Regions from separate parts of the Homo sapiens genome. Here region 2 is linked to region 1. The links are chromatin contacts, found by Hi-C or POLR2A ChIA-PET in ENCODE. All regions are on one chromosome and are shown on one strand. The core of a region is the stretch at or near the end of the contact, and the rest is flanking DNA. Distances in the headings are between cores, read along the strand shown. Region 1 holds the start of WAS (WASP actin nucleation promoting factor). Region 2 holds the start of GPKOW (G-patch domain and KOW motifs).

What was found. A loop is a pair of places that touch in the nucleus more often than their neighbours do. ChIA-PET counts read pairs that join two places held with the same protein, here RNA polymerase II (POLR2A). Pooled maps may share reads with other maps.
Region 2: a pooled map shows a loop between it and region 1 (3-fold over the local background). The contact joins the promoter of GPKOW here to the promoter of WAS in region 1. A Hi-C loop is called at or near these places in 1 of 37 single-sample maps with no recorded cell type and 8 of 50 pooled maps. POLR2A ChIA-PET finds 5 or more read pairs at or near these places in 1 of 52 experiments (A673).

What each region holds. Positions count from the first base shown.
Region 1 is chrX:48,682,546-48,685,294 of GRCh38, reverse strand. It overlaps WAS (WASP actin nucleation promoting factor), which reads right to left and starts at 1,496. Exons shown (of 12, transcript NM_000377.3): 1 at 1,310-1,496; 2 at 872-1,012. The coding sequence starts at 1,441.
Region 2 is chrX:49,122,210-49,125,259 of GRCh38, reverse strand. It overlaps GPKOW (G-patch domain and KOW motifs), which reads left to right and starts at 1,525. Exons shown (of 11, transcript NM_015698.6): 1 at 1,525-1,713; 2 at 2,484-2,638; 3 at 2,738-2,862. The coding sequence starts at 1,538. RefSeq lists enhancers at 548-1,201, 1,202-1,855.

The sequences.
Region 1 (2,749 bases), core at 247-2,746:
TTTCATAATTTAGGACTCTAGTCTTAGGAAGTTGAGGCTCATTCACAGATTCAATCCATGCCCTCCCCCACCACCCCAGCCCCAATTCATGACAGGTAGGATTCTAGTATTTGGGGGTTGGAGTTGAGATTTGAAGTTCAGACACATAGACTTGGGAGTTTCGCGGGGAGTCCAGCTAAAGTAAGTGCAATTTGGGGTTTGTGGAGAGAGTTATGGTTTAGGAGTTTGGTGGATATTTGATAGCCTTGGGATCTGGAAGTTATGCTGGGTCCATCTTTATGGGTTTAAAAGGATGAATTTGGGGCTTAAACCTAGAAAGTTCAGGTCAGGGGATTGTGGAAAAGACTTTTTGCTTAAGAACTACCTCGGTATTTGAGTGTTCAGGAATTTTAATATGGGAACTCTGGGGTCTGTGCTGTGGATTTAGAAGGACAGATTTGGAGTTCAAGGATCAATGGAATATTCAACTTTGGGGTTTGTTGAACAGATTTATGACTTAGGAGCTTGGCAAACATCTGGGGTTCAGGAGTTTTGATGAGAGATTCCTGGGATGCAAAATGTTGAGTTTAGAATAGATTTGAGGTTCAGGTACAAATACAGTGCTCATTTATTGGAATTTGTGGAAAAGATTAGGCTTAGGCAGCAGACTAATACTGGGGGCTTTAGAGATCTTGATACGGAGACTGGGGCCAGTCATTGCAGACTTAGAAAGGCAAGTCAGAGTTTGCCATCTGGATGAGTCTTTGGTTCTGGGGCTCAGGGATTCACTGATCAGGTCTGAGGTCTTGAAGCTATGGACACATATGGACACAGATCTGGGTTTGCGGGTTGAGAACTGGCTTGCAAGTCCAGTCGGGGGTGGGGGGGTCACCTGAAGGCCGTAAAGGCGGATGAAGTAGGACTTCTGGGGGTTATCCTTCACGAAGCACACAGCCCCACAATGCTCCTTGGTCCAGTGCTCAGCTCCAGGGGGCAGCGCCAGGTACAGCTGAACAACTGCAGTGGCCAGCGTCTGGGAGAGGAAAGCAGGGGTCAGTGGAGTCTGGTCAGGGGTAGCCACAAGGTCTTGGAGCCAGACCTGGTCCTTCCTGCCTCATGACAGTCATGGGCCCAAAGGAAGAGCTGCAGCCAGAGGGAAGGCAAGTAGACATTGAGATCTTCCTGGGAAGGGTGGATTATGACGGGAAATTCTAGGAGAGGAGATGATGGAGAGGGAAAGGAGGAGCGGGAGGAGGGGAAGAGAGAGAAGGAGGAGAGGAAGAGGAAGAAACGGTGGGGACGGGGCGGGGGCAGGAGATCCCCAGCTCACCAAGCATTTTCGTCCAAGCATCTCAAAGAGTCGCTGGTTCTCGTGGTCCTGGAGGAGGGTGGAGGGTATGTTCTGCTGAACCGCTGGTGCTCCTCGGCCCCCGGGCCTTCCTCCCATTGGGCCCCCACTCATGGTGCTTTCTGCCCTTGTCTTCTCTGGCGAGGCTCTGGGTGCAGGGTAAGAAGAGGAACTTCCGCAATGAGCAGCAAGGGAACAGGAAATGCAAAAAACCACAAGGGACAAGGGAAACAAGTCCTCCAGGGGCCCCTTGGTGGGCCTGGCCTCCTCGTTAGGCTGAGCTTGGGCCCTCCGCCATCAGATTGGAACCCTCCTCCACTTGACTGCTTAGACCCACCTTTTGGATCAGCTTGGGTCCTCCTCCCCCTTTCTTACTCTCTGGGGCCCATCTCCTTCTGACTGGCTCAGACCCTCCTCCCTCTGGCTGGCAGCGAGAGCTTAGCACATCTGTGTGCAGGGCTCCCTGTGGCAAGGAGTAGTCATGGGCCTGGGTGGCCTCCTTTCTAAAGCACCTAGGTAGCCTGAGGCTGAGGCCCGAGGTCCCTAGTCCGGAAGGGTTACTACAGTAAAACTTTTCCTTTTGGCTGGGGACAATAGCTCACACCTGTAATCCCAGCACTTTGGGAGGCCGAGACGAGTGGATCACTTGAGGTCAGGAGTTCAAGACGAGCCTGGGCAACATGGCAAAACCCCATTTCCACTAAAAAATACAAAAATTAGCCAGGCATGGTGGCACACACCTGTAGTCCTAGCTGCTCAGGAGGCTGAGGCAGGAGAATCGCTTGAACCCAGGAGGCGGAGGTTGCAGTGAGCTGAGACTGCACCACTGCACTCCAGCCTGGATGATGACAGAGCAAGACCCTTGTCTCAAAAACAGCAACAACAACAACACAACAAAAACCCTTTTCCTTTTAATTACAGAGCGAGCCCCTGTGATCCACGCCTATCGTGAGTGCTTAGACACTGCCAATGACGCATATGCCTCTGGTCCACTTCCCCATCCCTTACCCTTGCCTCCCCGCAGCTCCCAAATTACTTTCTGCTTGTCATACTTTTTTTTTTCTTTTTTTTTTTGAGATGGAGTCTCACTCTGTCGCCAGGCTGGAGTGCGGTGGCACGATCTCGGCTCACTGCAACCTTTGCCTCCCGGGTTCAAGTGACTCTCCTGCCTCAGCCTCCCAAGTAGCTGGGACTACAGGCACACGCCACCACGCCCAGCTAATTTTTTTGTATTTTTAGTAGAGACAGGGTTTCACCATGTTGGCCAGGATGGTCTCGATTTCTCGACCTCGTGATCCACCTGCCTCGGCCTCCCAAAGTATTAGAATTACAGGCGTGAGCCACCGTGCCCAGCCCATCCCTTTTTTAAAGAAAGGAACTTTATATCATATATGAATGCCTGAACAACATCTTGTTTAGTTT
Region 2 (3,050 bases), core at 276-2,775, 440 kb before region 1:
TGAGTGTCACTCTATAGCCCAGGCCGGAGTGTTGAGATCTCGGCTCACTGTAACCTCCGCCTCCCGGGTTCAAGCGATTCTCCTGCCTCAACCTCCCGAGTAGCTGGGATTACAGGCATGCGCCACCACACCCCGCTAATTTTTGTATTTTCAGTAGAGACGGGGTTTCACCATGTTGGCCAGGCTGGTCTCGAACTACTGGCCTCAAGTGATCCGCCCGCCTCGGCCTCCTAAAGTGCTGGGATTACGGGTATGAGCCTGGCCAATAGGCACTATTTCTTTCTTTCTTTCTTTTTTCTTTTTTAAGACGGAGTCTCGCTCTGTCGCCCAGGCTGGAGTGCAGTGGCAGGATCTCGGCTCACTGCAAACTCTGTCTCCCGGATTCAAGCAATCCTCCTGTCTCAGCCTCCCAAGTAGCTGGGGATACAGGCGCCACCACCACGCCCGGCTAATTTTTGTATTTTTAGTAGAGACAGGGTTTCACCATATGAGTCAGGCTGGTCTCAAAGTCCTGACCTCAGGTGATCCACCAGCCTCGGCCTCCCAAAATGCTGGGATTACAGGCATGAGCCACCACACCCCTCTAATTTTTGTATTTTCAGTAGAGACGGGGTTTTTTATGTCTATTATTTATTTTATGTCTATTATTTATTATTGTACACAACTGACGCTCCATCCCCCCCACCCCCGACCTTTTTCTTTTTTAGAGATGGGGTCTCGCTCTGTCACCCAGGCTGGAATGCAGTGGTGCGATAAGAGCTAAGTGCAGCCTCGAATTCCCAGGCCTCAGGCCATCCTCCTGCCTCAGCCTGCGGAGTAAATGGAACTACAGGTGCGCGCCACCACACCCAGCTGATTATTTCTAAATGATTTACTTCATCAACACTTCCCACATAAGTAGGGCACACATTAGGCGCTCCATAAATACTTGTCAAACGCCTACACGAAGGAAGATTAATGTCTGGCAAGAATGAATCCACCTTCCACCATGCCTACCCCGCTAAAAACTACATTTCCAGCCAGGCGTGGTGGCTCACACCTGTAATCCCAGCACTGTGGGAGGCCGAGGCAGGAGAATCACGAGGTCAGGAAATCGAGACCATCCTGGCTAACACGGTGAAACCCCGTCTCTACTAAAAATACAAAAATTAGCCAGGCGTGGTGGCGCATGCCTTTAGTCTCAGCTACTCGGGAGGCTGAGGCAGGAGAATCGCTTGAACCTGGGAGGCGGAGGTTGCAGTGAGCCGAGATCACGCCACTGCACTCCAGCCTGTGAAACAGAGCGAGACTCCATCTTAAAAAACAAAACAAAACAAACAAAAAAAAAACTACATTTCCCTGGGCGCTTGGCGCGACGCGCTCCCACCACGTTTGAAAGAGCGACAATTACTTCCCACGGCCCCTTACCGCCCCCTCCCGCCGGTGCCACAGTGGTTGATGGGAAGGTAGTTTTTACGCACTTTGGCCGGCCCCTAGCGATCTGAACCCAAACTAAATTTCCCAGCAAGCAGCGCGCCGGCCTGGGAAAAGGAGCAAGATGGCTGACTCCAAAGAGGGTGTTTTGCCGCTGACGGCTGCTTCCACTGCCCCAATTTCATTCGGCTTCACTCGCACGTCCGCACGGAGGCGGCTGGCCGACTCGGGAGACGGCGCGGGGCCATCTCCGGAGGAGAAGGATTTCTTGAAAACCGTGGAAGGGAGGGAGCTGCAGAGGTGACGCGCCGGGTCTTTCACCCCTTGGAAATCTCTGCGGTGGGCGTAAGCGGGAGGGAGGAATCTCAGTTGTTTGTCTTGGTGACAGTGACCTGTTAAGCCTGAAGCACAGCCTGAGTAAATTCGTGGAGGCCAGAAGGCGGGAGTTTATAGGAGGGGGTGAGGAAATTGGGCCTGATAGCTGTGGGAATTGCGAAGAGAGGATGTATTACTGAGAAGAAGTGTCTTTAGGACTTGAAGACACTAAGGTCTGTGCGTTCTGGGAGAAGGAAAGAATGAGAAAATGACAGGACCTGCTAGTGTCTCAACTGAAGGGCTGAGGCGTCCCCGATATGGGGAACGGGATGGAGCGGCAGATTCAGGTTGATGGAGGCCACCATCAGCTTAATGAGGAGAGGAGTGTCTGAGGGGTCTGAGGGAGGGATTTCCAGAAGAGAATCAGGCATCTAGGAAGCTGTTTGGGAACCTGGAGCTGGGGAAGGTCTGGGCTGAAGATAGTGATTTGTGGGCCATTGTAGAAGCCGGTATTGAGTTAAACAGAGAGTGCAGGACTTATTTCTCGAAGGCACTGACATTTATGAGTTGGGGGCACTGGGGAGATAATCCAGAGAATGCACGATCAGAGAGGAACAGGAGATCCAGACATGGAGTAGGGAAGACATGGTCTGTGGGGCTGGGGTGAGTTTGGCTCTTGTGTTTTCTCTGAATGAAGGAGTGTGACCCACTGACCCTGCCATTCTCCCAACCCCACCCCTCTGTGTCCACATCAGTGTGAAGCCCCAGGAGGCCCCCAAGGAACTCGTCATCCCTTTGATCCAGAATGGCCATCGCAGGCAGCCACCAGCCCGGCCCCCTGGGCCATCCACAGATACTGGGGCCTTGGCGGATGGGGTGGTGTCCCAGGCTGTGAAGGAGCTCATTGCGGGTGAGTGATACCCCTTTACCCTTCCCCATTGAAGGAAGAAGAGGAAGAAGGTGGAAGGATAGAGTGGGACTTCATTGCTCCCTCCTATTCTTCCTTTAGAATCCAAGAAGTCTCTGGAAGAGAGAGAGAATGCGGGTGTCGACCCCACGCTCGCTATCCCCATGATCCAGAAAGGATGCACCCCCAGCGGGGAAGGGGCAGACAGCGAACCCCGGGCAGAGACAGTGAGCTGGCCCCTTGTCCCCCTCCTGCCCCAGCCTTTCTTTGCCCTGTCCGCCAGGCTGTGTCCCTGCACGTAGCAGGGAAAGTCTGTGTGTGTGCTAGAGGCCCGCCACCTGCCCCTTCTCCTGTCATCATTTTGGAAGCATTACCAAATGAATCTGGGTATCTGGATGCTAAAAACGTACTTGAA